Regions from separate parts of the Homo sapiens genome. Here region 1 is linked to region 2. A link is an interaction called in ENCODE POLR2A ChIA-PET data of the cell type or tissue named here. Cell type or tissue: K562. All regions are shown on one strand. Each heading gives the region's core, and the rest is flanking DNA. Links, peaks and the distances in the headings are about the cores only. Region 1 holds the start of LOC105371642 (a long non-coding RNA gene). Region 2 holds the start of LINC01344 (long intergenic non-protein coding RNA 1344).

Region 1 (15,978 bases), core at 5,362-13,361, 200 kb before region 2:
AGGATTAACTGCAACCTGTAGCAAAGGGAAGCTTTTAAACAAAGGTTTTGCTTTGTTGCTTTGGAAGGGAAAATTAAAAATATAAAGCCAACAAGCATATTATGTGTTAATGGGTACTTTAGGTTTTGAGTTCCAGAATTCAGTTATCAGTGAGAATTTCCTCTTGCAAAGAGGTAATCGAGTTCAGGCTGTTGTGCTCCTATCTCTCCTTCTCTCCACAGGCTCCACTTTTAATTGCAGTTTCCATGACAGTGAGATTGTTGCAAGAAAGCGAGAAAGATTGTGCGTGTACTAGGAAAATGTTTATGAAAATTCACATGTTTCTTTTTTTCTTTTTTCTTTGCTAGAAAGAAAGAAGGAAAGGTGGAATGCTAGAAAGAAAGAAGAGAAGTGATTTTATGTTCTTGAGTATTTATTATGTGCCAGGCACGAAGCTAGGTGTTTAACATATATATGGCGTTAAATGTGTGTGTGTGTATAAAACTTTTTTTATTGTGAACTATATAACTTATCTACCAAAGAGTACACAAAACAAAAAATGTCCAGCTCAGTGATTTATCACAAAGCAAACACCCAGGTAAAATCAAGAACTAGACATTGCCGGAATCCCAGAAGTGGCCCTTTTGATGCCTTTCAATTATTACCTCCTCCTTTCCCTTCAAAGGAAAAAACTACCCTGACTTTTGTGGAAATCACTTGTTTGCTTTTCATTGTAGTTTTACCACCTATGCATTAATCCTAAACACTATAGTTTAATCATTATAATTCGTCTTTTTTTTGAGATGGAATCTCATTCTGTCACCCAGGCTGGAGTGCAATGGCGTGATCTCAGCTCACTGCAACCTCCGCCTCCTGGGCTCAAGCAATTCTCATGCCTCAGCCTTCCAAGTAGCCGAGATTACAGGCATGTGCCACTACGCCCGACTAATTTTTGTATTTTCAGTAGAGACGGGGTTTCACCATGTTGGTCAGGCTGGTCTCAAACTTCTGACCTCAGGTGATCCTCCTGCCTTAGCCTCTCAAAGTTCTGGGATTACAGAGGTTGCAGTGAGCCACCACTCCCAGACTAATTGGTTTAATATCCAGTAGAGCAAGTCCTCCCAGGTTTTGTTTTTTTTTTTTTTTTTTTTTTTTTTGAGATGGAGTCTCACTCTATTGCCCAGGCTGGAGTGCAGTGGCTCTATCTCGACTCACTGCAAGCTCTGCCTCCCAGGTTCACGCCATTCTCCTGCCTCATCCTCCCAAGTAGCTGGGACTACAGGCGCCCACCACCATGCCCAGCTAATTTTTTGTATTTTTAGTAGAGACGGGGTTTCACCGTGTTAGCCAGGATGGTCTCGATCTCCTGACCTCGTGATCTGCCCGCCTTGGCCTCCCAAAGTGCTGAGATTACAGGCGTGAGCCACCACTGCCAGTTTGTTTTTATTCCAGAATGTCTTGGTTGTGTTTATCCCTTTGCATTTCCATAAAAACTTTAGAATCAGCTTGTCAATTTCCACAAAAGAAAAACTGTTATTTTCTTTCTTTCTTTTTTTTGGTTGTGGCAGGGAGATTGCATTGAATCTGTAGATCAGTTTTGGGGAAAATGATGTTTTCACATTTTTTTATTCTAATTTCCATCATGATTTCTTTGAAGTTTCAAGCATATGAGGATTTTTTAGTTATCTCTTTGTCACTTTTTCCCCGGAGAAATACTTGGAATTACTTCAATATTTTGCAATTTATTGAGACTTACATTATGACCTACCATATAGTAAATTTCTGTGAATTTTCCTTGTGTGCTTGGAAAAAAATTGTACCCTGCAATTATAGTGTGCATGTCTTGTAAGTATTCTTTAGGTCAAGTGTATTTGATTGTGTTGTTCAAATCTATATGATTAATAATGTTTGTCTGCTAGTTATACCATTTGCTGTGAGAAGTATGTTAAAAGTCTACCATTTGTGATAGTGAATTTGTTTTTCTGTTTTCTTTTGTATATTTTGAGGCTATGTTAGCAGTATGTAGAAAATTAGAATTATATTTTCCTGGTGAATTCAACTTTATCATAATGAAGTAGGTCTTTCTTATCCCCAACAGTGCCTTTTTATGGTACATGTTTAAGGTTTATACCATGCTGTTTTGATATACATATACATAGTGAAATGATTACTTATAGTTAAGCAAATTAATCTATCACTGTATATGTATATACATATATGTGTATATATACATATATGTATACATATATACATATACATGCACACACATATATTACACACACATATATGTATGTTTATATACAGATGAAGTTTGATATATACAGATGAATACTGATTACACATGTATATGCATATACATGTGTGTATATGTACACATACATATACACACATATATGTATGTTTATATACAGATGAATTTTGATTATTTCACTTTTCCCATTTATTAACTTGGAAGTTACCTGTTTTTACTAATTTTACTAATTACTAGTTTTTACTAATTCTTTTAGATGTTAATTCATTGATTTCCTCTCCCAATCATTGTTATTGTGAATTTTGATTCTCTGTACATTTTAAACTCCCCATACTTTGTACTACCGTTTTGTATGGTTGATATTTATTTAGACTCAACCACATATTTATTCTTGACTTGCTTTTCATTCTTCCCTTGATCTCCAACTTGCTAACTGAAATACTTTTTTGTTTTGTCTGAAGAACTTTTTAATGTTTTCTTCAGTTATGAGTCTGCTGGTGACAATTTCCTTGGTTTTTGTTTTAATGCAGTTTTTCTTACAAATTCTTGGCTGGGTCCTGTGGCTTACGCCTGTAATCCTACACTTTGGGAGGCTGAGGCAGGAGGATTGCTTGAGCCCAGGAGTTTGAGACCAGCCTGAGCAATATAGTGTGACCCCATCCAATACAAAAATACAAAAATTAGCCAGGTGTGTTGGTGTGCACCTATAGTCTCAGACACTTGGGAGGCTGAGGTGACCCAGGAGTCAGAGGTTGCAGTGAGCCGAGATTGTGCCACTGCCTTCCAGCCTGGGCAACAGAGAGACACCCTGTCTGAAAACAAAATGAAATCAAATAACTTAAAAAAATCTTCATTCTTGATAGATTTTTAAATTCTTATCATAACATTTTAGATGGGCAGCTATTTTATTTCAGCCTTTTAAAGATGTAATTTCACTGCCTCTTGGCTTCCACTGTTGAGAAGTCAGCTCTAAGTCTTACTGTTGCTCTTTTGAGAGTAATCTGTCCCTTTTTCTCTAGTTGTATTTGAGTTTGAAAATTTCTCAGCCACTACTTCTTCAGATATTGCTTCCATTATTTCCTCCTTTTATTTGCCTGCTGATACTCTAACTACACATATACTAGATCTTCCCACTATATCTTCTACACCTCTTACCATCTCTTGTAGACTTTCCATCCTTTTCCTCTTCATGCTTTATTCTATGATTGTCTTCTGACCTATCTTCCACTTCACAAATTTTCTCTTCAGTTGGGTCTCAACAATTGCTAAAGTTATTCATTGAGTTCTTAATTTTGACTACTATATTTTTTAATTCTAGAACTTCTTTTTGTTTCTTTTATATAGTTTCTAGTTTGCTAAGTCCTTAATCATTTATTTTCTTGAAAAAATAACAGCACATGTTATATACTTCTGTTCACCTCTATGGATATATCTTCACTCTCTCCACTCTGCTGCCTCTCCAGGAACCTGATCTGCATGGACTGTATCAATTAACTTTCTTGTCCTCTGGCTTCTAGCTGTGTTTGGCTAAAGTAAAGTACCAGTAGGACCACAGGGAAGGAGGAGAGTGAGATTCGGTACTGATTTACCTGATCTCTTCCTGTGGGGTCACTGTGGGCTGGCCACATTCCCTGACCATAGACTCTCTGTCTCTAGATTCTGATAGTTCCTCCCTCCCTGTAACTCTTCAAGCCTACAGGTGGTAAAGCCTCCTCATTGTTCATAGCCCCAGAGTATTGGACCCCATCTCTCCCCATCACAACCCATACTTTTGAAAATTATTCCTTTATTAAGGAATAATATTATCCCTCATATTATCATAGTTTGATGGTTCCATCTGTGTCTGGTTGGAAATCTGACTGACACAACATGTTTATATTATAAAATGTTTTTGGTTATTTAAATAATCAGACTCTATGTGGATCTGTAAGACTTCATGTGGATCTATTTCTACTGTCCTTGTTTCTGCTATTTTATTAGTCATATTTTCCTGTTTCATGTGGCTATTTTTTTATTTTTTTAATTTTTATGTATTTACTTTTTTTGAGATGGGGTTGAGAATGGCTAATTTTTGTATTTTTGGTGGAGATGGGGTGTTGCTATGTTGCCCAGGCTGGTCTCAAACTCCTAACCTCAAGTGATTCACCCACCTTGGCCTCCCAAAGTGCTGGGATTACAGGCATGAGCCACCGTACCTGCCCTCATGTGGCTATATTTAAATTATGTGCTAATAATTGTACGTGCAGAATTGCTTATAGAAATGTATTCTTCATTGAGAAAGGACTTACATTTGCTTTTGCCAGGCAGTTGAGATTATTGTAAACTGAAGTGTCTAGGAAGCCTTATGTAGTTCAAGTTCATTCTTCTTCAGTATCTCAACTTGAAATGGGGAGATTTACCAGCAACTCTCCTCATCTTGGCAGGCCCTAGAATATAATCCATTCCCTTAATTTAGCCTCTTACCCTTTCTCCAACCCCTCATGAATTGCCAAATGCTCCCAGGATAGAGCAGCCTTATCTTCCAATTTACCTTTTTAAGCCTCCAAATTGGTTCAGTAATTATATTCTCTCTCTTGTTGGTTCTCATTTTTTTTAAAAAAAAAAAAGTTTCTGGTTATCTTCAACAGGAAAATTGCTCTGAATTAATTTTCCTTCTTCAAACTTGGCTAGTCTAACTAATTTATCTAGGGTGATGCATCTAGAATAGCTCAGATAAGCCTAGCCATAAATCCTGTACTCTTTTGTTTAACACTAAACCATCTTTAGCCTCAACTGAAAAAACTGATTGTTTAAAATTGAACCCGAATTTTGCACTGCTAGCTACAAAAGTCAAAATAATTTAATATGCAAATGTGAGTCTCTTAAGGATGTTCTCCATATCTCATTTGCTTTTATATCCTTAGCACTTAGCATAGTATGTATTCAGACAGTATTTGTAAGTAAAAGAAAGAATAAGTAAAAGGATGAAATACATAAAATTCAAATGAAGATAGTTTCTATATGGATTATATTTCTCAACCTAAATTAATCCTCATCTAGTATATCAGGTGTCTTCCTTGTTCAATTTTCCTTTTCAAGATAAAATTTTTAAATGGTATAAGTGGAACACGTCTATAAATTCCAGGCTTCCATTCTCTGCTCCCCTATCCCAAATATTACAAGAGATTATCAAGATCAAGACTAGCCTAGTTTCTTTCTAGGAGTCCCTAGGACTGGGGAAGACTATCGGATGGTGGTCCAGTGCCAAATACTAGAAGGACCTATTCCTGTCAATCCAGCTTCAACATGCCTCAAACTGGACTCAGCATCATCTCCTTTTCCCTTACTAATTTATTCTCCTTCTCTGTGTTTACTACCGTATCTGGTGTCACTGCATCATCCTCCCAGTTGCCTGTACCAGAATCCTAGGGGTTATCTCTTATTGCATCCTATCCAAATCACCAAGCTTGGTGAGTCAGTGTCTACATATTTCTCACATTTGCCCCACCCCGAATATCTCTACTGTGACTGCTCTAATGTGAGTTCTCATCACTATTCACCTGGAGGTCAGCATTGGCCTTTTAACTGGTCTCACCTTTATCCTCTCTGGACCATCCCCACAGAGAGATCAAACACTGACACAACATTGCCTAAAGCCCTTTGGTGCTTTCCTACTGTCCACAGACAGTCTAAGCTCCTTGCCACAGTTGGTAAACTCTCCATAATCTGGCCCTTACCTATCTCTCAAACCTCCTTTTCCACTGTTCACCTTTGTGAGGTCCGTGGTCTAAAACTGCCAAACATATTACGTACACTTCCAAGTATTCCTGCTGTTCCTTCTGCATGAATTTCTCTTCCCTTACTTCTCCCCCTATTTAAAACTTTACTTATTCTTCAAGAATCACCTTCTGCCTCTTGAGTCTAGTCCAAGTGGCCCTTCCACATGCTCCTATGGCAAAGTGTCATCAAAACACATAATTAGCCTGTAATCTCAGCACTTTGGGATGCCAAGGCAGGCAGATCACTTGAGGTCAGGAGTTCAAGACCAGCCTGATCAACATGGTAAGACCCTATCTCTACAAAAAATACAAAAATTAGCCAGATGTGGTGGTGCATGCCCACAATCCCAGCTACTTGGGAGGCTGAAGCAGGAGAATAGCTTGAACCCGGGAGGTGGAGGTTGCAGTGAGCCAAGATCTTGCCACTGCACTCCAGCCTGGATGACAGAGCAAGGCTCCGTCTAAAACAAACAAACAAACAAAACAAGACCACCCCACATAATCAGTTTTTTATGACTGTCACCCTCACCTATCTGTAAGAAACTTGAAGCACTCCAGCTTAATGGTGGCATTTAATAGGCCCTTAGTAACAGTTTGAAAAACTAAATTGAATAATAATCATTAAGATTAATCAAAATTAGAATTTATATTGTCTAGGTGTCTTAGTCATTTCGATGGGTGGGGTTTATTTTGTTGTTCCTTGAGTGTATTTTTCTCTTAATTTTAAATAATATCTATAACTATGAATATTATATTTTAAAGATCCATTATATTTTCTAGCTTATAAATGGGTGATTATCATATTATTTTCAAAGCTTTTTTTTTTTTTAAACACAGCAAGATAGGCACGTTGATACTGAGCTCTCGTTTGCTCATTTTGGGGCCCTCACATATTTTGACATTTTTTTCATCTTCTCCATCAAAAGAGACTCAGTGTTCTGTAGGATGGTGCTCCATTTGTTAATATATTATCGTTATTAATATGTTACCTTCCTTCCTAGTGGGATTGGAACGTACATTGTTTTATGCCTTTATTCATTCCTCATCCTAACCAATTCCTTATATTTATGTCATGGAACCATCTCCCTGGTACCTCAGAGTAAAACTCTTCTCTCAGCAGAAATGATAAGTTCCCTAGTTGGTTATTTCAGTTGCTGGAGCAGTAGCTAGTGAGGGTCTCTGCCCCCTGCGATTAATCCAGACGATCGCTATCAACTTTCTCACCTTTGCTCTAAAAACCCCAGCTTCCCTTAGCTTTATAACAATAATGGTGATGCCTATTGCCAGTGATTTGAAGAAGCGACCCAGGGAAGAAGGGAGTGAATGCTTTTTACAAATGACTGGTTCTCCATTTGGTTTTATTGCTTATTCTCTTACAACTTATAACCCCCAAAAGGCAAAAGAAAAGTTCATTAGTTCAGTGTCTGACAGCTCAGAAACGAGTAACCCAACACATTTGTGTCCCCTCCATTGATTTAACCCTTGTCGTAAGTTGAATTTTCAAATAATGTCCACAGCTATATTTCTAGTCTCACATATTGTTCTGGAACCTTGCCACCTCCATCTGCAATAAGAAATGAAGTCCATCTCCCCTTCGCTTTGTGACTGCTTCAATGGGTATAGTGTCATGGAAATGATACTGAATAACTTCTAAAGTTAGGTTATGAAAGGCAACCTGGCCAGGCATGGTGGCTCATGCCTGTAATCCCAGCACTTTGGGAGGCCAAGGCGGGTGGATCACTTGAGCTCAGGAGATGGAAACCAGCCTGGGCAACATGGCAAAACCCTGTCTCTACTAAACATACAAAAATTAGCTGGGCGTAGCCAGGCGTGGTGACTCACGCCTGTAATCCCAGCACTTTGGGAGGCCGAGGCGGGCGGATCACAAGGTCGGGAGATCGAGACCATCCTGGCTAACATGATGAAACCCCGTCTCTACTAAAAATACAAAAAATTAGCTGGGCGCAGTGGCAGGCGCCTGTAGTCCCAGCTACTCGGGAGGCTGAGGCAGGAAAATAGTGTGAACCCGGGAGGCGGAGCTTGCAGTGTGCCGAGATCGCGCCACTGCACTCTAGCCTAGGTGACAGAGCAAGACTCCGTCTCAAAAAAAAAAAAAAAAAAAAAAATTAGCTGGGCTTGGTGGCACATGCCTGTAGTCCCAGCCACTTGGGAGGCTGAGGTGGGAGGATTGCTTGAGCCCAGGAGGCAGAGGTTACATTGAGCCAAGATTGTGCCACTGCACTCCAGCCTGGATAATAGAGTGAAAATGTGTGGCGGGGAGCGGGGGCGGGGAGGCAACCCACACCTTGGGAACACTGAGCTGCTCTTTATGATGATATCCAATTACCCTGAAGCTGCATGTTGGAAAGGTCATGTGGAGATATCATGTAGAGGGAGAGAGAGGCCCAATGAACCCCAGCTATTTTAGCTCTCATTTTTGCATCTTCCCAGTGAACTGACAGACAAAGGCTGGGAGCTGGAAACTTCTGAAGGCTCATTCACTTGCATGTCTGTCATGAAGCTTCAGGGCAGCTCCAGCTGATGCCAGGTGAGCAAAGATGAGCTATTTTCTCTATACCCTGCCAAAACTGCAGATTTGTGTGTGAAACAAATGCTGTTTTAAGCCACTACATTTTTGGAGGGGTTCTTATGCAGGAATATGTAATGAGAACACCCCTAATGACCTGAGCTCAAACCAGAAGTATTATTTAATCCCTTTTCTGTAAAAAAGTAGAAATTTAGGTTCTTGATGTGCTCTTTATGGCAGACAGAAATGACAAGTCAGAGTGTTTTAAACTCTTTGTTTCCAGGCTACTGGGTGAATATAACACAGGAGATATTTATTCAGGGCCTCTGGGAAGCTAGAGAAAGAAAGAATAATTAAAGTGGTCCAGAAGGAAGAGAAGCATGTGACAGGCTATGCCTGGTACCTCCAGACCAGAGGGTAAGGGATGACCATTCCTTTCTTGTACATGTGTATCACATTCCTGATTTTCCAAAAACGGTATTCACCACCCCCAGAGAAGAACGCGAAAGTCCTGCTTTTCAGAGTGCATGATTCTTTCCACAGAGAAAGAAGATTCCCCCCTCCCTTCCTCTCCTCTCCTTGCTACTTACTATATTTCTAGCGCTCGTGCCTCCATGATTAGAAGACAGGTGGATGACTGTCCATGGTGCTGCCCTCTGCTTACTGCACCAGACCATGTTTTGTTCCTTCACAGGAACCCACATCCACAGGCTCTGTGACTTACAAAGACAAAGGCATCCTAGATGCCTACATGATCTAGAATGTGTCACTAGGTCTTGTACATTTGTTGCAGATGGGATATAAAGAACGTCTAAAAGGGAAGACCACCCTTTGTTCTTTTCTTTACTCCAGTACCTTACCTTTCCTCCTCTATCTCTTTCCTTCACCCCATGCCCTCTCCCTACAGGCCTCTTTTATTGCTGTGCCAGATCGTTAAGTGGAGGTAGAAAGTGGATGGCAGTGGCAGGGTCCTGAGGGTCCAGAGGATAGGACTATGCTTCACAGTTATCCAGGTGGCAGCTGTGGTGAGGGCTGACAGAGATGCTCCATCTGAAGCCAGACCTGCATACCAATCCAGCCTCTGATGTTTGATTGCTGTGTGAGTGAAGCAGTCACTGAGTCACATTTTTTCTCATCTGTAGACAGACAACTCAGGCAGAGCAATGTGATGAGGATTAAGTGGGGTGCTGTATTAGAATCTTGTAAACTACAAAACATTCGGCTAATGAAGGGTTACTTCCTTCTATGGGGGCCCCAAAAAGAGATTAAAAAGTGGTAAAAGGATGAGTCCAAGGAACTACTGAAGGCTGCAGCAATGATGGGACCGATGAGGAGGGAGAAGTCCCCAGAGGCAGAGGAAATCTGGACCAGAGTCCTAGCCAGCTGGGTCTCATGGAGCTAACCTAGCAGAGAGAGAAAGAGGCTCACCTGGAGTTGGGCGGATGCCCAAAAGAAGGCGGCAGGCAAGGCTCAGAGCTGAAAGGGAGGAACAATTGTAATAATAGCAGCCATGTGCCAAGCCCTGGCCAAATGCCAGCCACTGTGCAAGGCTTACATGCTCATTTAATTCTCACAACAACTCTGAGGCACGTGTTACTATCCTCATTTTACACAGTGGAGAATGAGGTTCTGATAGGCCCAAGAAATTTCTAAAAATCTCACGGCCAGGAAATGGCAAAATCTGGATTCAAATCTAGGGTTTTCTATTTATTTATTTATTTATCTTGAGATGGAGTCATGTTCTGTCACCCAGGCTGGAGTGCAATGGCGTGATCTCGGGTCACTGCAACCTCCACCTCCCAGGTTCAAGCAATTCTTTTGCCTCAGCCTCCCAAGTAGTTGGAATTATGGGTGCCTGCCACCATGCCCAATTAATTTTTTTATTTTTAGTAGAGTTGGGGTTTTGCCCTGTTGATCAGGCTGGTCTCCGACTCCTGACCTCAGGTGATCCACCCGCCTCAGCCTCCCAATGTGCTGGGATTATAGGCATGAGCCACTGCGCCCAGTCCAAATCTAGGGTTTTCTTACACCTAACTAAGCCAAAGTTAGCAAGCTTGAGATAAGATTTTTGGGTTTTGTTTGGGTTTTTTTCATGATTTCTTTTCAAGACAGAGTTTCACTCTTGTCACCCAGGCTGGAGTGCAATGGCACAATCTCAGCTCACTGCAACCTCCACCTCCTGGGTTCAAGCGATTCTCCTGCCTCAGTCTCCCAAGTACCTGGGATTACAGGTGCCCACCACCATGTTCAACTAATTTTTGTATTTTTAGTAGAGACGGGTTTTCACTATGTTGGCCACGCTGGTCTCAAACTCCTGACCTCAGGTGATTCACCCTCCTTGGCCTCCCAAAGTGCTGGGATTACAGGTGTGAGCCATTGTGCTCGGCCGATTTTTTTTTTTTTTTAATAACAAAGAGAAGCATCAGATCAGAAGAACCTAATGTGAGGCAGACTCCAAAGCCAAGGGATCAAAGAACAGGGTGAGCAAAACAAGAGAGGGTAGGGGGACAAGTCAGAAAGGGGTCTGTGCGAGCACCAGAAACATGCACATACCCTCTTCCCTGTGGAGTGGCTCATGGGTGGGCCAGGCACTTTTAAAGAGCTGGGAACAGAGCAATCTTCTGCAGCCTGTTCTCATGTGAGGACCAGAAAAGTTTCCGCGTGGGTCTCCCTGTGCTCGTGTTCCCATCTCGTCATTGTAATTGATAGCATTAGTGCATGGTATCAACCAGCATTTGCCAATGTTTGTTCTGTGGGACCTTAGTTCTGCAGGGTTAATAGATACAACTTGGAATGAAGATTCAGTTAAATTCACTTCAGTTTAACACACTTAGTGAATACCCACAAACAGAGCTATGAAGTGTGTATTCGACCATGAACAATAGGTGAAGTCTCTGTTTTCATGGAGCTTGTAGACCAGATGTTCAGTAAGTTTGGAAAATGTTACGCCACAGTGATATCGGTTTCTTTACTGCAAACATTTCAGGGTCTTATTATGCTAATAATCATTGTGACTTTATAAGAGTGGGGTAGAGTATATAGCGTTCCCCCATGATATCTATCCATGGAATCCTATTTTACTTGTTGTAAAGTCTCTTCTTGTGGCTCCCAGGCTAGTGTTCTTTTTTCTTTCTTTTTTTTTTTTTTGAGATGGAGTTTTGCTCTTGTCACCCAGTGGAGTGCAATGGTGCAATCTCAGCTCACTGCAACCTCTGCCTCTTGGGTTCAAGCAATCCTCCAGCCTCAGTCTCCCTAATAGCTGGAATTACATGCACCCACCACCACGCCTGGCAAATTTTTTTATTTTTAGTAGAGACGGGGTTTCACCATGTTGGTCAGGCTGGTCTCGAACTCCTGACCTCAGGTGATCCTGCCTCGGCCTCCCAGAGTGCTGGGATTACAGACATGAGCCACTGCGCCCAGCCCAGGGCTAGTATTCTACAGAACAAGCTTGCAGGGGATGCTAGGGCAGACAGAGAATGATACACACCCCTTCACCTCCCTTCATTTTACCACAATACTGGTAGTGTGGCCAAAAGGAATGATGGGGAACACATAAGCCCAGAACATGGCAGCCAGGTGACACAACTATGGGGGTAAGGGTGCCATTCATGGATGCCAAGTGATGGCTGCCTCTCAACACTGAGCCTGATGAAGAGTCAAGACTACCTGGAAATCGCCACAGGTGAGCCCACGGAAGGTGTGTGCTTCTCTGAACAGGATTGAGAAGCTCACTGGGCCAAAGATATAGCAGGAGAAGGAGAAACAGAAAGTGGAGCCTTGGGAGAGGGAAAGTCCTTTGCTCCTAGGCCATAAGAGAGGGGGAGGATTTTCTGTCACAGTCCTGTGGGAGGACCTAGGTGGCAGCTGCCCTGGCGTAGGGGAACTGCATATCCTGTCTTATAGATATAAAGAGAAGTGCTCCTGGAGCCAGCGTGGGGCTTTGTATGCCAGCAATCAAAGTTTATCACTCAGGCAAACAAGCCAGAGGAAAAGAGCTGACAAATGGCTAGCATTTCCCCCGCTTTCTTCTCCAGGAAGACGTTTTGGTCTTGGTTTCCCTCTGGGTTTTTCCTCTCTCTGATCTCTCTTGCCCTCACGCAGTGTTCCCTGCCCAGGCATTACATAACAGCCTGGACTGCAGGGAACACCTATACAAGAGGCCATGACAGTTAGACAATGGGCAGGCACAGGCTGCCCTGAGAAAATGGAGTCATTCATGAGCTGTGTGAGAGGCGGCTCTGTTCCCAGCTTGGCTCACTGGTAAATGAAGTGCGCTGGGGACAAAGAGGGAAACTTTACACTCTAGCAATTTTCCCACAGTGGCAGGCTCACAGAAAAACAAGGCACTAGTTGGCTTAGAGGAGAAAAGGCAACCATATCCATAGACTTTGCTTTCTCCCCCAGATTGCCGTCTTGTGCCAAAACCACAGAATAAACTCCCAGGGAGGGAACAGCAAGGCTATACTCGCTCTGGGTCTCAAACGACAGAAGCCAGAGAAAAGATGTGGGTCTGCCTTCGGCTTCTGTTTCCATGGCTGCTTGATGGGTTTTCATTTCTGATCAGCTCACATTTGACCTCTGATCTAGGTCACCACCTTAGAGGGAAGGAATGTTTTCAGTCGAGATGATCATCCTGAGATAAATAATAACGGCTCCCCCTATCGCAGCTGCTCAGCAGGGTCGGGGAGCACCTTCCTCTAACACAGCCGGCTGGCTCGCCTGATCTTAGGGGCTCTTCAGCCCACACTGCTTAGGGCTGTGTGTGGAGTCACACCTGGAGAATACTTTGCTGTGGGGCCCAGGGCCTCTTTGGGTGGGAATCTATGCTGCAGCTGCAGGTATAGTGCTGTCCTATAGACCATAAGGTGCTAAAAATTTAACCAAAAAGTTATTGAGTGTCTTATAGTGGGTGTTTTATATAAGACTAAATTTTATGTCAAGAAAATACCAAGGTTATTACAAATAATCTTATATGTTAAAAACAATTACCAAATCCCAGCAATGACCTACTTACCTATTTAAAGAAATACCAAGCTCTTATCCAACTTACCTATTTAGGGACTTCTGGAGTCCATTACAGAGCTACTCAACCCACGGCAGTAATCCTCCCTCTGAGAATACTACTGTAATCCTCAAGTGCAGAGTAGAGACTACTGTGCGGTAAGTATTATAAGGTATTAAGATACCTCTCTATCCACCCTGGAATCTTGCCTTCCTCCCCAGTCCTAGAGAGACCCACAGGATAATGAGGGAAGGGAATTAGGTGGTATAAAATGTTTCCTAAATGATAAATGGACGCCAATGCCATCCAGCCTGGAAATACATGTACATGTAAAATGGACCTGGGTTTGCCAGCTCAGCCTCATACAGGAAGACTCTATCCTTCTGAGCACCAAGCCTACAACATGAGTAAATGCCGGTTGCTTAGGAATACAGAGGTTAAATGCTCTGGGTCAGACAGATGGGCCTGGATCCTAATTTCAAAACTTAGTAGCTGTGTGACCTCAAAGGAGTTGCTTCACTTTTGCTGCCTCCACTGTATTGTCATAGTGGTCACAATATTTAGGAAGGTGGGCTAGGACAGACCAAGCATCTCTCCTGGGAGTGCTGAAGGAAGTGGACACCAGGGCGACCCCCTCTCTGGGGCCATTCTTAGCCAAGAGTCCCTGCCCACAGCACTGAATACCCTCATGAGACCAGTGGCCATTTTTTGAGGAGAATCCCCATTAACCTGGGAAAACTTCACAACAGACCAACATCATTTCCTGCATTGGGGCTTGGAAACCACTGCATGAAATAATTTATCTGTTACTGTTTAATCCTATACTGGCTTTAGTTATATTATTTATAGAGACACCTTTAAAGTTTTCTCCTTTATGCATCAGGTGTAGCTAGGCAACGTTCGCTACATCTACGTGCCTCCCCTAACTGTTTCCACTTCAGCATTTGAGGGAAGAATCAAAAGCCCTTGGGCTTGGAGATGCTCAGAGAATAGGCACGAGGCAATATTTTCTGAGCTCTCACCACATCCCGGGTACCATGCTAGACTTGTGTACCTATGGTACTCCCAACAGAGTGAGGCAGAGAGGTGATGCAGTGGGTTAGAGCCTAAGAATGGAGACTGGAAACCTATGGGAGCATGTGCTAACCAGGGTGGTGGTGACCAGAGAAGGCTTTCCAGAGGAAGAGATAGCCAAGCTGAGTCTTGATGAATAGCCAGGTGCAGGTGTGGTGGTGCACCCAGGCAGAAGGAGTACAGCAAGAAAGGACTTGGCCAGCCCAGAGAGCCTGCCTGTCTGATGTGTTGCAGTAGATCCACAGAGCTGCAGAATTGGAAGAGGTGGTGAGGGAGGAGGGGGAGAATAGGAAGGCAGGAGCCAGGTCTCCATAACGCTCCTAATTCCCTCTGGGACATCATCTGTCCCTCAACAATGCCTCTAATAGAGATATCTGCTGCTCTAAACATTTACTGATGCCTTAATCTTTCAAGCAGAATGGTAAAGAAGAAAAAGCCTGTGGGTACCTCCTCGCATGTGTTGTTTGTTTATTGTGAGACAAGGTCTAACTCTGTCACCCAGGCTGGAGTGCAGTGGCACCATCACGGCTCACTGCAGCCTTGACCTCCTGAACTCAAGCAATCCTCCTACCTCAGCCTCCTGAGTAGCTGGGACTACAGGCATGCACCACCACACCCAGCTAATTTTTGTATTTTTTGTGGAGATGGGGTCTTACCATGTTGCCCAGGCTGGGATTCCTCACATGTTTTCACATAAGTAGTCCCTATACTTGCCTTGTTCTTTCCAATTGAAGAGAATTCTTCAGGCAATTAATTTTATGCTTCCACAACGATGTCTCTTCTCCCCACTGCTCTTTGAAGCTGATCTTTGTTGGAAAAATTATTTTTCATCAAATTGATCTAGATTACTCATTGACTAGCTTGTTGACCATAGTTGCTTCTCAAAAAAAGCTCACCTGTTAAGCTTAACAATAGGTACCAGTATTGAACTAGTATTATATGCCTGGCATGATGCTGGGTGCTTCTGAAACATTTTCATTCAATACGCATAGCAAATTAATGAGGAAGACACTATGATCATTTCCCCTTACAGATGAGAAAAATAAAGCTTGATAAAATAACAGCTTATACGTGACAGAACTGGATTTTAATCTATTTGATTCCAAAATCACCACTCTTAGCCAATTCACTCCACTGCTATTATAAATTGTTTTTGAGAACAACTTAAAAGAAAGACATGTGGCTGTTGCTGCATGATGGACAACCAAGTTTTTTGACCAGAAAACATTTTGCCCCTTGCAGAAAGAACTCGGGAAAGCAGCAGGCAGTCTGGAATGGCAATGGGAAGATCCAAAGGCAGCAAAGGCTTCTCTCCGCCATGTGAAAGGCCTGAGTTTAGATACTTCAGGGAAGTTTTAATGCCAACCTTCTGTAAAATCCCCAT
Region 2 (15,978 bases), core at 3,287-11,286:
ATCAAAGGACACCATTAAAAGAATAAAAAAGGCTGGGTGCGGTGGCTCACACCTGTAATCCTAGCTTTGGAAAGCCAAGGTAGATGGATCGCTTGAGCCTAGGAGTGCGAGACCAGACTGGGCAATATAGTGAGACCCCATCTCTACAAAAAATAAAATAAAAAATTAGCCAGGCCTGGTGGCATGTTCCTGTAGTCCCAGCTACTTGGGAGGCTGAGGCGGGAGGATTGCTTAAGCCCGGGAGGCGGAGGTTGCAGTGAACTGAGATCGCGCCACTGCACTCCAGCCTGGATGAGAGTGAGACACTGTCTCAATAAATAAATAAATAAGCAAGCCACTAAGTGAGATAATGTATTTGGAATCATAACCAATATTCTTAAAGAACTCTTGGAAATTAGTAAGAAAAAAAAAAGATAGCTCAGTGTGAAAGTGGGCAATAAAACTTGAATTAAACCTTCCTTTCTGTATTTATTTATTCTGAGATGGAGTCTCACTCTGTCGCCCAGGCCGGAGTGCAGTGGCACAATCTTGGCTCACTGCAACCTCCACCTCCTGGGTTCAAGCAATTCTCCTGCCTCAGCCTCCCGAGTAACGGATTACAGGCACGCACCACCACATCCGGCTAATTTTTTGTGTTTTCAGTAGAGATGGGGTTTCACCCTGTTGGCCAGGCTGGTCTTGAACTCCTGACCTCAAGTGATCCACCTGCCTCGGCCTCCCAAAGTGCTGCAATTACAGGTATGAGCCATCACTCCTGGCCTATTTTTATTATTTTAGAGATGGAAGTCTCACTATGTTGTCCAGGCTGGTCTCGAGCTCCTGAGCTCAAGTCATCCTCCCGCCTCAGCCTCTCAAAAGTGCTAGGATTACAGGCGTGAGCCACCACAACAGGCCTTTATATATTTATTTATTTATTTATTTGTGACAGATGCGAGCCAATGTGCCTGGTGAATTAAACCTTCTTTATCATAAAGCATTACAAACACTGAAGTATTTTTGACTACACTTGTTTCTTTTGTCTATCTTTAATAAAGATAATTCATTCATGCAGTTTCAATGTTTTATATCTTTGCACAACTTTCTATATAAATAAAATCACAAATCAGGATAAAAACAATTCTTTTGAGCCGTAGTTTGTCCTCTTTGGAGTTTGGAAAATATACCCACAATAATTACTCCATCTAGTCTAGCTCCCCATTCGCCTGAGCCTTTATCTGACAAATGAACTCCCGGTTCTCAGGATTTCCAAATGTTCCAATAAAAACATGGAAAGGAATGATTCCCTCTCTGTCTTCAAGGATGAGGCAGATATTCTTGTTCAGATAAAGCCTCCCAGCCTCCAGGCACCTAGGCAAAGTAAAAAAACTCATCTTTCTTCATCTCTTCTGGGACTGTCTCAGAAAGCTGGATTTTTTCCCCATGCAAATTCCTCCTCCCCCACACTACCACATTCTTTGAAAATCAAAAAGTCCAAGAGTAGAGTTAGGCATGGGTGGCACACACTTGTAATCCCAGCTATGTGGAGGCTGAGGAGGGAGGATTACTTAAGAAAAAGCAAAAAAAAAAAAAAAAAAATTGAGTTGAGTTATAGTTTTACCAAGTCTTTGTGAATACAGAATACTTAAAGTGGCAAAGCCAGCCTGGAAAACATGGGAGAGACATAGACCCAGGTAGATACTGAATGCTTACCAGATGTCAGGCAGTATACTAGTATACCAGATGTCAGGCAGTAGACTAGATAAGTATGTCACTACTCTCAAGGGGCTTATAGTTTAGTATGAATGATCAATAATAACAGCCAGAATAAAATCTTCATTTATGTAGTGCTTACACTGTGCAAGACATTGTGCAAAGCATTTGAACATATATTTTTAATATATAATATATACAGTATATTATATATGGCTTTAACACATTTTTTCATATTTTTAATAACTTTAATCTTCACAGCACATTTAGGAAGAAGATATTGTTTTTAATCCCCTTTTTGATCAGTATATTGAGAGGTTAAGTAACTTGGCCAAGGTCAAGTAGTAAGAATTCAGACTAAGAGTTGAAACTAACACAATTAGAAGCGGGTAATAACAAGTGCATAGATTAGACAGCCAGAATGTACATAAAAGCGTGCTAGGAACACAAAAGAGGGACGACCTTTAGCCCAGCCTGGACAAGTCCAAATCTTCCTGGAGGAGGTGATATTTGAGCCACACTGAATGGTGGGTGGATTAGGAAGTCAGGCAAGGGGGAGGGCATTCCAGGCAGGAATTTCAGCACCCTGGGAGAAGCAGAGGTGTGAGACAACAAACCAGTGTGGCTGTGGATACATGTGGGAGACAAAAGCAGAGGCGTGGGAGGGCAACACCACAAGGCGCTTCATAGGCCGGCAAAGGAGTGTGAAGATTTGGGCCTTATCCCGAAAGCAGCAAGAGTCCCCAGGAGGATTTTAAGTAGGGAACTGCCTAAGTCAGATTTGGATGATGCTAGAGATGATCTGCAAAGTGGGAGGTGGTGAAGAAGCAGGGTAGGAAGCCTGGGAAGCCAGGGGAAAGAACTATTAGGGAACTAAAAACGTGTCTACTTACCTCAGAACCATACGCCACCACCATCTGTGGCCAAGGCAGCCTCACCCTAGTTTCTGACCTCACAAACAGCAGAGGTCATCTCCCTTCCCCTCCCAATTCATGGCATCCAGCCTTCTTCACCCTGCACTAAATACTTTTTCCTCTACGGGACTGTTAACTTTAGCCTTTTTTAAAACAGCTTTATTGAAATACGATTCGCATGCCATACAACTCAACATTTGAAGTATTCAATTCAATAGCTTTTAGTATATTCACAGAGTTGTGTATCCATCACCACGATCACTTTTAGAATATTTTCATTATCTCCAAAATAAACTTCCTACCCTTTAGCCACCATCCTCCAACTCCCCCATTCCCCTCAGCCCTAGGCAGCCACTACTCTACTTTCTGCCTCTACAGATTTGTCTATTGCGGACATTTTATATAAATGTAACTATACAATATGAGGTCCTTAGTGACTGGCTTCTGTCACTTTGCATAATGTTTCCAAGGTTCATCCATGTTATTGCATGTATCAGTATTTTATTCCTTTTTCTTGTTGAATAATATTCTACTGTATGAATATACCACATTTTATATATCTTTTAATCAGTTGATAGACTAAGCCTTGGTTTTTAAACCAACCACTGTCAAAAAGGATGGGTTTGCCATGGTTGGCTTTTGTAATCCTCCTCCATCCTTATAGCTTCAGTGCCAGTTCCTCCAACTGAAGTAGTGACTCACACAAAAGGACAGACATGTGGATGCTAATGTTTCCTACACTAGATTATAAACCCCATGAGGGAAGGACATTTGGGCATCGTGCAAGTGAGGCATGGTAGACAGCAAAGAGCTTAAGCTTTGGTTATATATATATCTCTATACACACACAAACATATATATACATATATACACACATACATACACACACACATATATATATGTATATGTATATATAGAGAGAGACAGAAAGAGGGAGAAAAGCTCACTCTGCCACCCAGGCTGGAGTGCAATGGCACCATCATAGCTCACTGCAGCCTTGAACTCCTGAGTTCAAGGGAACCTTCCACCTCAGCCTCCTGAGTAGCTGGGACTACATGTGTGTGCCACTATGCTCAGCTAATTTGTTTTTATTGTTTTGCAGAGATGAGGTCTCACTATGTCGCCCAGGCTGGTCTCAAAGTCCTGAGCTCAAGTGATCCTCCTTCCTTGGTCTCCCAAAGTGCTAGGATTATAAGCATAAGCCAAAGCTCTTGGCCAGCACCTACAATTTGGAATCAAAGAATCCTGGATGTGGATTTCAGCTAAACAACTATCGGATATGCAGCTTCTTAGGTCCCTTGCTGTAAAGTGTGAATAATAATACAGGGTGATTGAGCACTAGTGGTTCTGTAGGTAAAGTGTACTTTGTAAATTGTACCTATTATTATTAATATTACTATTTTTTTTTTTTTTGAGATGGAGTCTCACTCACTGTGTTGCCCAGGCTAGAGTGCAGTGGCGCGATCTCAGCTCACTGTAACCTCTGTCTCCTGGGCTCAAGCAATTTTCCTGCCTCAGTCTCCCAAGTAGTTGGGATTACAGGCATGCACCACCATGCCTGGCTAATTTTTGTATTTTCAGTAGAGACGGGGTTTTACCATGTTGGCCAGGCTGGTCTCGAACTCCTGGCCTCAAGTGATCTGCCCACCTCAGCCCCCCAAAGTGCTGGGATTACAGATATGAGCCAGAGCCCAGCCAATTGTAGCTATTATTGCTCTTATTATTATACAGACCCTTTATGATTTGGCCTCTACCTACTACTTTGGGCTCACCTCCTGTCAAATCTCCCCTTGCCTTAAACTTTATACTCCATCAATATCAAACTGCTCATTTTTTTTGTTTGTTTGTGTTTTTTTTTTTTTTTTTTTTTTTTTTTGAGACGGAGTCTCGCTCTGTCGCCCAGGCTGGAGTGCAGTGGCACGATCTCCGCTCACTGCAAACTCTGCCTCCCGGGTTCGCACCATTCTCCTGCCTCAGCCTCCCAAGTAGCTGGGACCACAGGCACCCGCCACCACGCCGGGCTAATTTTTTGTGTTTTTAGTAGAGACGGGGTTTCACCGTGTTAGCCAGGATGGTCTCGATCTCCTGACCTCGTGATACGCCCACCTTGGCCTCCCAAAGTGCTGGGATTACAGGTGTGAGCCACCGCGCCCGACCATATTTTTTAGTTAAATGTTATTTGGTTTCACGCACCCATACCTTTTACATGAAGTCTGAAATGCCTAAAACACCACACCTCCCCTGCTTGTCATGGGAATTCCATTCCCTTTGTTTTGTTTGTTGGTTTGTTTTTTATGAGATGGTGTCTGGCTATGTTGCCCACCCTGGAGTACAATGGCCATTCGCAGGCACCATCATTGCACATTACATGCTCTAACTCTTGGGCTCAAGCAATCCTCCTACCTCAGCCTCCCAAATAGCTGGGACTATAGGCATGCACCTCTGCACCTGGTCCCATCTGTGTTTCACAACCCATCCTAGGCATCAGCTTCTGAAGGAAGACTTTCTTCCTATTCTATCTCCTGGTCAGTCCTTCTGCTGTGCTTTCTCTATGTCTTGCATCTAGTACGTGCTTCTATTCATGTACTTATCCCTCTGACTACATCATACAGTGTGTTTCTCTGATTGTTTACCTGTCTTCTGGATTATGAGTCTCTTTGGGGCAGAGGCTGTACCTATAGCACATGGCCCAGTGCCTAGAATATAGTAAAAGATCAATATATTTCCACTGAACAAATGATATAACAGAGAGCAGAAGTCTAAATAGCCCCTAGGTTTTTGATAGTACCAGTCTCTAAGACTGGAACAAAGGACAGCTGGTTTAGGAATTAAATTCACCCAATGAAAGTCTAGCAGGCAGTTTAATACGTGTGTCTGAAAATCAGATGACAGATAAGGACCTCATATGCACTTTGGAGAGCTAATCCCACCGTTTTCAAATCCATGTCTACATGGAAACTGAAGTCATGATTTTGGTTATCAATGCCCCAAAACTGTGAATAGAGTGAGTAAAGGAGGAAACTAAGGACTTCCAGGAATACCCATTTCAAAGGGCAGCCAAAGGAGGTGAAGATTAAAAGATAATCAGCCAGAAATACAGAACAAGAACCAAGGAAGAGAGGTGTCCCCAAAAGCCAAAGAAAAACAGAATTTCAAGAGATGCGGATGCTCCATAGTTACAAGTGGATTTGGAGGTCATCAGGAATTTAGTGGAAGCGATTTCAGCAAAATATCAGGGGATTGGGGTGGTTGGGATTGCAGATGGCTATGGAAAAGAGAAAAAAGGAGGAAAAGGAGGATTCACCTACCTGATCACTCAGAAAAAGCCTCTCTTCCCTGCTAACAGATTTTAAGGCTGTATTTGTAGCTTCCCAAAGGACAGTCAGCTCCTCTAGAAGTCCATGGCAAGAACAACTTCATGGTGGACTTTTTGCTTCCAGGAGATCAAATAATTTTCCAGTGTGATTGATGCCTCTCCTCACTTCAACTCAGAAGAATAGTCTTCAGTTTATGTAAATTGAATCCCACAGATGGAGTGGCATCTTCAAAGCACGTAACAGATGGATGGTACCTGAACCCTAATTCCAGACCCTCTCAGAGGTCCCTGGAAAAAAAAAACAAAAACGCAATGTGCGTATATTTTGCCATAAACTAGATGAAATCCAAAAAATGGTTAAGGAGGAAGAGCTAGGCCTAATTGATCTTAAAAGCCTCAGTGGTCTCTAGGGTAGATAGGTGCCAAAGTGAGAACATAGGAATCATTTACCACAGGTGCTGGTTTCTACAATCTTAATATGTCATACATGTAAGCCTTTTCTCTACAGTTAGGCTATGAGAGCCTTGGAGAGAATGGGCATCCCCAAAGTACTAGACATGCAGTAGGAACTTATTAGACAATAGAATGTTTAGACAAAGGAATGACCTTAGAGACCATCTGGCTCAGCTGTGCCAAATCATCCTTTGTAAGTGTTTTCTTGTTGACTTGTCAGGCTTTGCCACTCAATTATAAATTCTTCTAGGGGAGATCCCTAACTTGTCTATCTTTCCTTTGGCAGTGCCCAGCAAGCAAAGGGTTTGGCCGTAAAAGGTGCTCACTAAATTTTTTTAAAAAGTATTTCATCTATATACTACCACTAGATGTTTGATGAATGGAGAAATGCACTCATAAAATCTCCAAAGCATGAAATGAAGCAATGAGGAAGCCTTCCTTCCAGATACTGGATTTAATGTCACTTCCTGAAAGAGGTCTTTACTGAGTGGGTACGCACTTTAATTGTTCCACAGAACTTCTCAGCTTACCTGTGCTTCGTTTGTTTTGTATTATTTATTTATTTATTTTTTGTAGAGACTGGGTCTTGCTGTGTTGCCCAAGCTGGTCTTGAACTCCTGGGCTCAAGTGATCCTCCCACCTCAGCCTCCCAAGTAGCTGTGACTACAGGCACCAACCACCATGTCTGGCTCTTGTTTATTTTTCAATTGTCTGCCCTTCTACTAGAATGTAAATTTCCAGAAGTTGGGGATCTTGCATATCTTGTTTAACACTGTAGTCAATTTACAGCCCTAGCAAGCCTGGGGCATAGCAGGAACTTAACATTTGTGGAATGAATGAATGGCTGAATGAGTAAGTGGAGCTGAAAGTAGGTTAGAATGGAAGACTCAGATCCAGTGAAGGGAGCAAAGCCATGGGCCAGGTCCTCCTGCCTAGGGCTCTTTTGTCCCCAGAACTAGTCACCTCCAAGCCTTATCTCCTTCTCCCCTCACCCACTCTCCCATCCCACAGCAATGGGGGCAGGGCCTCTGGCTTCAGAGCTTATTAAAGTCTCCATAGATAAGTAAATTCTGTTGGGTTGAATTGTGCCCCAGGCTACCAAGATTAATTAGGTGAGCCCAGCTAATGAGTTAACTGAGTTTTTACTTTTCCCTCATTTGAAGTTTTAATCCCCTTCTGTCTCCAGAAGCCCTTAAAAGGAGAGCTAGGAAAAAAATCATTAGGGTGTTTCAAGTCCCCACAGTGATTTCCCTTACAACACCATGCTTTGACTACAAGTTCTGCAATTGCTCCTCCACACAAGCAGAAAGGTTTTTAGGTTTGTTTTTAGGTGGACTGGTGGATGAGAAGACTTCCCCTCCAGCTTCCTAGTCCACATGATGCCAGAGAGTCGCAGCAGGACTGGGTGAGACCAGGTTCTGGCGACCTTCTGCCTTGTTTACTTAATTTACTGCTTGTGTCAAGACGGTTCTGGGAAAGTTGCTTATGTCACCTCCTAAGAGTAAGGGAAAATCTCTGGCTGCTGAAGCTGCTTATCCCTACTGTGGCCGTTCCGGGTTACCCACTTCTTCCTAATCCCAATTTGCCTTCCTTGTCTAGCTGCTAGGGGCTAGATGGCTCAAGGGATTTCTTTTGTTGATATTGCTGTTGGTGAGATTGCATTTTGCTTTGTCTTTCTCCTAACTCAAAACAGATGGAACAGGGAAATAAAGAATGGTTGATAATCCTAGTCACTTATCTTTGGTAAATTTCAAAGGGTAAGTGGAGGCAAATAAACAATCATTCAGTAAACAAGTATAGTTGTTTTTTTTTTTTTTTTGAGACAGAGTTTGGCTCTGTCACCCAGACTGGAGTGCAGTGGTGCCATCTCGGTTGACCACAACCTCCACCTCCCAGGTTCAAACCATCCTCCCAAGTAGGTGGGACTACAGGCGCATGCCACCATGCCTGGCTAATTTTTTTTTTTTTTTGTATTTTTGGCAGAGACAGGGTTTCCCCATGTTGCCTAGGCTGGTCTCGAACTCCTGGGCTCAAGCAATCCTCCTGCCTCAGCCTCCCAAAGTGCTGGGATTACAGGTATGAACCACCATGCCCGAACACAAGTACAGTATTTAATGCACATTAAGGAGGGCTTAAAATGATCCATATTAGGCTGGGCATAGTAGCTCATGCCTATAATCCCAGAACTTTGGGAGGCCCAGGCAGGTGGATTGCTTGAAGTCAGGAGTTCAAGACCAGCCTGGGTAACATGGTGAAACCCTGTCTCTAGAAAAAATTTTAAAATTAGCCGGGTGTGATGGTACACACCTGTGGTCCCAGCTACTCAGGAGGCTGAGGTGGCAGGATCTCTTGAGCCTGGGAGGTTGAGGCTGCTGTAAGCTGTGATTGGGACACTGCACTGCACTCCAGCCTAGGCAACAGAGTGACTCCCTATTAAAAAAAGAAAGAAAGAAGCAGAAGCAGAAGAAGAGAAGAAGAAGAGGTAGAGGAAGAGGAGGAAGAAGAGGAAGAAGAAGAGGAAGAGGAAGAAGAAAAGAAGAAGAAAGAAGAAGAAGAAAAGAAGAAGAAGAAGAAAAGAAGAAGAAAAGAAGAAGAAAAGAAGAAGAAAAGAAGAAGAAGAAGAAGAAGAAGAAGAAGAAGAAGAAGAAGAAGAAGAAGAAGAAGAAGAAGAAGAAGAAGAGGAAGAAGAAGAAGAGGAAAAGAAAGGAGAAGGAGAAGGAGAAGAAGGAGAAGGAGAAGAAGAAAAAGAAGACGACAAACAAAAAACCGAAATGCTTGGCCAGAAATAGAGTGGAGGCCATGTGACTGGAGCAGTGTGGCTGTGGGAGAGAGGAATGAGAAGACTTAAAAGAGGTGAGCAGGAGCCAGAACACCGGGGACTCTGTAGGCCATGGTAGGTGGCTTGATGGAATTCCAGGAACAAAGGAGAGTGGCCCAAGGGATGCCAGCAGGAAAGCCTTGTGATCTAATTTGCAATTGCAAAAGATTTCCCTGTCTTCTACATGGAGAATGAATTAGAATGCAGCAAGAGAAGATACACAGAAACTAGTCAGAGGAGGTATTGGGGTTGACCAGGTGAGAGATGGCAGAGGCTTGGCTAGGGTGATGATAGTGAAGGTAGGGAGATGTGAATGACATCAAGGACATGATCTGAAAGTGGGACTGACAGGGCCTGCTAATAGATTATGAAGAGTAAGAAGGAGAGAGAAATCAAGAATGCTGTCTTTGATTCTGTCCCGAACACATGCATCTCTACTCCCTTCTCCATCCCTAACCCCTTCCTCTGTCATCCACATCCCAAGAGTTTCCAGTCTCCCTGAGTCTTTGGTCAGAAAACCAATTTTCCTGGGCATTGGACAAAAATTTGTCTCCAGGATTTCAAACCAGCAGATATATCTCTTCTCCTTCTGCCTGGGACTGTGGACTCCTGAAATCTGTAAGTATTTTGCAAGTTCTCTTACCAGGACCACATTCTTGAGAAGAGGGTTCCTGTGACTCTGGGCCAAAGAAGTGCTGAGAAGGTAGTCCTCTTCAAATCACTCACAGCCCTAAACAGGTGAATCAGCCTCGACTGGCATGTGAATTTGTCCCACTGATTGAAAGAGTAGAAATTTATGCTAGTGGCAGGTGCCAACCAACAGTAGATTCAACATAAGAATTCAGAAAGGCAAACCTATGTGCATGTCATTATAAAAACAACTGTGACAACAAAAGGCACCAGTCCAATTTAAGACATAAGCTCCTAAGGAACAAATTTCCTAACAAGACTTCCTTGTTTGCTCTATGCAAATGTTGAGGCTTATTGCACATTTGACACAAAGACTAGACTTTATGTGAAAATTCACACAAACATTTCAATTGCCTAGTGGCTTGAAAACTAAAGGAGAGGTCTGTTGTGTATGTGTGGGGTGAGGGTGTGGCAGTGAACTGGGGCAACAGGCAGACCGTACAAAAAAGAGGGTGGATTTAATGGTGGCAAATGCCTGATCCTAACCCTTTCTCCCTGCCCCCAGGGTGAAGGATAATATGAGCCTTGCCATTCAGCAACTACACTAGAATAGAATTAATAGCACTTGTGCTGCCCAGAAAGCCATTCTCTGAACAGATGGCATTTCCCAGAAGGACTAAAGCCTAACAAGCCTGAGCTTAAATCCTGGAATTGGCTGGCTCACAATAACTATGAAGGAAGAAAAATCCCCTGTTTGGTTTGGCTTTCAGTCTCTCCTAGGCCAGGAATCAACGCTTCATGAACTGAGGAGATGGAAAGATAGAGCCTCTAATGTATACCAGATCGGGCCACAAAACCTTCTCAGCAATGGGCATACATCCTAGGCCTGGCTCTCTATAAATATCCGATGGCTCCTTGGGAAGGAAGCTGGACTGTCTCTCCAGTTCAGGCCCATTTCCTTTTCTGACACTTTCCAATGCCTTCACTGGAGGGCTGCCATGTAGCCTAAATGCTGGAATACCATGACCTGAAGCCTGTCTCCAAAGAGACTCTCAGAGGAAGGGAATGTCATCTCCTCATCAAATCCAATATATTAAGAAATGGCAGGGAGAATCTCAGTGAAGATGGATGTAGGGAGAAAGGTTATGAAAAAGAGAAGTCAACAGCTGAGTTCAAACCAATTCAGACCCTCTTTGGACAACCAGTGGGACTTCAGACACTCACCTGGGAACCTGATGGTATCTCATTGCTAACCTTACATGACTCACTTTCCAAGTGATGTCCATGCCCTTCACCAACATCTTTTAAGTGTCATTTACTTGTGTTTTGGGACCAAAGTGTTACAACTACATCTTCATATTTAATTGAAAAGGTTTATTTTTTTCTAAATCAGAACTGGCCTTTCAGTCAATGGCGTGACAACTTCCCTAAAACTAGTAAGGACAAGAAAAAAAATTTTTTTTAAGAGACAGTGTTGACAAAGAGACTCTGTCTCAAAAGAAAACAACAACAATAACAACAAACCAAAGAGACAGGATCTCACTCTGTCGCCCAGGCTAGAGTGCAGTGGTGTGATCACAACTCACTGTAGCCTCGAACTCCCAGACTCAAGCGATCCTCCCTCCTCAGCCTCTTAAGTAGCTAGGACTACAGGTACACATTCCCATGCCCAGCAAATATTTTATTTTTGGCGGGGAGAGATGGGGTCTCACTAGGCTGCCCAGGCTGGTCTTGTACTCCTGGGCTCAAGCGATCCTGTCACTGTGGCCTCCCAAAGTGCTGGGATTACAGGCGTGAGCAGCCACAGCACCGGACAGAAAATTTGATTTTAAATTTAATTTTTTTTTTTTAGAGACTGGGTCCCATTCTGTCACCCAAGCTGGAGTATAGTGGCACTGTCATATAGTTCACTGCACCCTAGACTACCTAGGCTCAAGAGATCCTCCCACCTCAGCCTCGAAAATGCTGAGGGGCGTGAGTCTCCACTCCCAGCTAAAACAGAAAATTCTAATAGGCTGGAGCCCCACAGCATTCTGATAATATCGTATGCACATAACAGGTGTAATCTGAGTCAGGCTGTCGGATCTAATCTCGTGCCTGGAGAGCAGAGATCTAGAAATCATGTCTTAGATTTGAATTTCACCTTTGCCATTGAGTTGTAGGACTTTATTTTCTTTGTTTTATTTATTTTTTGTTTTCTTTGAGTTGTAAGACTTTTGACAGGTCACCCCTTCTTTTTACTGCCCACTCACATAGATGAATTTAGAACAACCAGTTCGAAAACAGGTACGATGGCCAGGTGCAGTGGCTCACACCTGTAATCCCAGCACTTTGGGAGGCTGAGGCGAATGGATCACTTGAGGTCACGAGTTCGAGAACAGCCTGCCAACATGGTGAAACACCATCTCTACTAAAAATACAAAAATTAGCCAGGCATGGTGGTGTGCGCCTATAGTCCCAGCTACTCGGGAGGCTGAGGCACGAGAACCTGTAGAACCTGGATGGCAGGGGCTGCAGTGAGCCGAGATTGCACCACTGCACTCCAACCTGGTGACAGACAGACTCCGTCTCAAAAAAAAGGTATGGCAGGGGAGGCAACAACAACAAAAAAATAGACACAATTCTAGTTACCTAACACTGCATCATTCTGTGAGTGTCTTAAGGATTGCAGATGGGGGTTTGTGTAAATCACTTGCATTTGAATAAAACAGATATGCACATATGAAAAATTCACTTAGCAATAAGCAAAGATTTAATCTCTGATACAATTTTGAACAATATCCTGACAGTTCACAAATCTTTTTTTTTTTTTTTTTTTTTTTGAGGCGGAGTCTCGCTCTGTCGCCCAGGCTGGAGTGCAGTGGCGGGATCTCGGCTCACTGCAAGCTCCGCCTCCCGGGTTCATGCCATTCTCCTGCCTCAGCCTCCCAGGTAGCTGGGACTACAGGCGCCCGCCACTACGCCCGGCTAATTTTTTGTATTTTTAGTAGAGACGGGGTTTCACCGTTTTAGCCGGGATGGTCTCGATCTCCTGACCTCGTGATTCGCCCGCCTCGGCCTCCCAAAGTGCTGGGATTACAGGCGTGAGCCACCGCGCCCGGCCCACAAATCTTAAAAATTCACTGGTACATCTTGGTGGTCTGTTTTTCTGAGTCTTTCAGATCATTCAGTCTTGCACAAGCAGCAGCTGCAATCTACCGGGAGGGAGATTCTGCAATGGGAAACCACATTGCTCATGCTGGGCAAACAGACCTGTCATTTCTAGAGACCTGGAATGATCCTGCCTGCCTGGCTGCAAGGCAGGGAGGAAAGCAGCATTCATCTATTCAATAGCCTGGTGGATAAAACAACCCCATTGCCAGGTGTGGCGGCTCACGCCTGTAATCCCAACACTTTGGGAGGCAGAGGTGGGCAGATCACCTGAGGTCAGGAGTTCAAGACCAGCCTGGCCAACATGGTGAAACCCCCATCTCTACTAAAAATACAAAAATTAGCTGGGCATCGTGGTGGGTGCCTGTAATCCCAGCTACTTGTGAGGCTGAGGCAGGAGAATTGCTTGAACCCAGGAGACGGAGGTTGCAGTGAGCCGACATGATGCCACTGCACTCCAGCCTGGGCAACAGAATGAGACTCTGTCTCAAAACAAACAAACAAACAAACAAAAAAAACCATTGAAGTGGAGGTTTGGAGGACTTAGAGACTTAACTATCCTTTAAATTATAACTGAGAAGTTAAATTGGGTATGTTTTTAGAGAAATTTGACTTTCTCAGAAGGAAAGTGAAAAATATAAAATCCAGAGAGAAATACAAAGTATAGTCAGATCAGTAATTCTTAGCTTATTTTTTTTTTTTGCAGTCTGTCCTAAGGTGACATTTTGTGTGTTATTTGTTTATTGTTTATCATTTAGTTCTCTCACTAGAATGTAAGTGCTATGAGGGTAGGAACATGTGTATTTTATTTCCATATTTCCATTACATTACCTGGCCCTAGTAGAGTGCCTTCCATAAAATAAGCATTCAAAAAAAAATTGTTGAATGAATGAATAATGAATGAATGATTCAGACTTTTTCACGTCCTAGACCCCTTTTTAAAAAATCAGTGGAAGTGGCTGGGCACGGTGGCTCATGCCTGTTATCCCAGCACTTTGGGAGGCCAAGGCAGGTGGATCACCTGAGGTCAGCAGTTCAAGGCCAGCCTGACCAACGTGGTGAAACACTGTCTCTATTAAAAATACAAAAATTAGCTGGGCATGATGGTGGGCGCCTGTAATTCCAGCTACTCAAGAGGCTGAGGCAGGAGAATCGCTTGAACCCGGGAGGTGGAGGTTGCAGTGAGCTGAGATTGTGCCACTGTACTCCAACCTGGCCGACAGAGGGAGACTCCATCTCAAAAAAAAAAAAAATCGGTGGAAGTTATGATTCTTACCTTATCCCCAAAATACATATATTCAAAAATGTAAAATATATGTTATTATATTACATAATTTATACATATATAATTACAATACATATTATTACATTTTTATATCTATCTATCTATCTATCTCTAATTGAATCTTCTCATGCAAAGGTCCCAGTTTGCAAAAGACATTCCTGCTTCACCAATGGTATCTGTTATCCCTAAAAAGCACATAAACAAAAGCTCTGCTGTCATTCTCCTTGGAAAAAATCCTTTTTTTTTTTTGGTAGAGACTGGGTTTCCCTCTGTTGCCCAGGCTTGTCTCAAAGTCCTGGCTTCAAGCAATCCCCCAGCCTTGACTTACCAAAATAGGATTACAGGCATGAGCCACCACGCCCCAGCCCAGAGGAGCAATTCTGAAGAGGCTTAAGACTGGGACTTTTGGGTCTTCTGACTCCCAGGATAAAACATCTGACATTGGCTCTTAGAGACATATGAAAGGTCCTGGGTCATTCCAGACATGTGACCAGTAAAAGGAGCCCTTCGGTGAAAGGGAAGAGAAAAAAAACTCTAAATTTGGACTCAGAAAACTTGAGTTCTAACTCAGCTCTTGTGCCATACTGGCTGTAGAATCATAGCTAGGTAATGGACTTCTCTGAGCCTCAGTTTCCTCATGTGAATGAAGAGGTCTGGCCTAGGCCCAGCATTCCACATTACAGTATCATAACTTCTAAACCAGGCAAATGAAGGAGCGACAGAGCTTCAGATGAAACAGGATGTTACTATGTAGTTAAAATGTCCATTTTGTAGCAGTGCTCCCTTGCTATGAAAAGAGAGCATGACTTATGCTGAAGCACAAGAAACTTTAAGTAAGATAACAGAAAGGACTCTCAATAATATAAGGACTGTGAGACAGAGTCAGACATGTGGGTGCTTGCAGAATATCCCTCAGAAGGTGTAGTGGGATGAGGGCCAACATTCATCTCTCAGATGATCTGTTCTAGTATTTGCTGGAAAAAGATCCTCAAGTCCAGTTGCCTCCAAAATCCACCCACTCTTTGGGTCAGGCATGGTGGCTCACGCCTGTAATCCCAGCACTTTGGGAGGCCAAAGTGGGAGGATCACCTGACGCCAGGAGTTTAAGACCAGCCTGGGCAACATAGTGTGATCCCATCTGTAGAAAATATTACAGCTTTTTAAAAAAATTTTAAATCTGCCCACTCTCTGACCCTAGGAATATCCCTAGGCTTACGTTTTCCACAAATAAGATTTTATTTTATTATTTGAGACGGCGTCTCACTCTGTTGCCCTGGCTGGAGTGCAATGGTGCAATCTTGGCTCACTGCAACCTCTGCCTCTCGGGTTCAAGTGATTCTCCTGCCTCAGCGTCCTCAGTAGCTGGGATTACAGGTGTGCATCACCACGCCTGGCTAATTCTTGTGTTTTTCGTAGAAATGGGGTGTCACCATGTTGGCCAGGCTGGTCTCGAACTCCTGACCTCAAGTGGTCCGCCCGCATCAGCCTCCTAAAGTGCTGGGATTACAGGCGTGAGCCATTGCGCCTGGCCACCACAAATAAGACTTTAAGTGAAAAATTTCTACATTTATTCTAATGCTTTGGGAAAAAGTATTGATTGCCGTGGGGTATTTTCTTCTAGTCAGTTCTTTCACACAAAGAAATCTAGACGAAAGCGACATTGATTGGGCACCTCCCCGGCAGTTCTTTCCATGGGCCATCTTGTTTAATTCTAGAGCAACCC

What was found. Peaks named below come from ENCODE experiments on the same cell type or tissue, not always from the same donor. Only the 100,000 strongest peaks of a DNase experiment are listed, where the experiment ranks them.
Region 1: POLR2A ChIA-PET joins it to region 2 with 5 read pairs; 2 of 35 experiments call an interaction of 5 or more read pairs at or near these places.

The regions. Positions count from the first base shown.
Region 1 is chr1:182,101,675-182,117,652 of GRCh38, forward strand. LOC105371642 (a long non-coding RNA gene) reads left to right here and starts at 8,397. Exons shown (of 3, transcript XR_922341.3): 1 at 8,397-8,536; 2 at 13,577-13,678; 3 at 15,837-15,978. RefSeq lists an enhancer at 1-42 and a silencer at 1-34. In K562, for the core only: no CTCF peak of the experiment used is centred there; a DNase peak (open chromatin) is centred at 13,206; H3K27me3 peaks cover 4,399 bases.
Region 2 is chr1:182,307,579-182,323,556 of GRCh38, forward strand. LINC01344 (long intergenic non-protein coding RNA 1344) reads right to left here and starts at 6,483. Exons shown (of 3, transcript NR_104175.1): 1 at 6,370-6,483; 2 at 5,912-6,207. In K562, for the core only: no CTCF peak of the experiment used is centred there; DNase peaks (open chromatin) are centred at 7,353 and 7,794.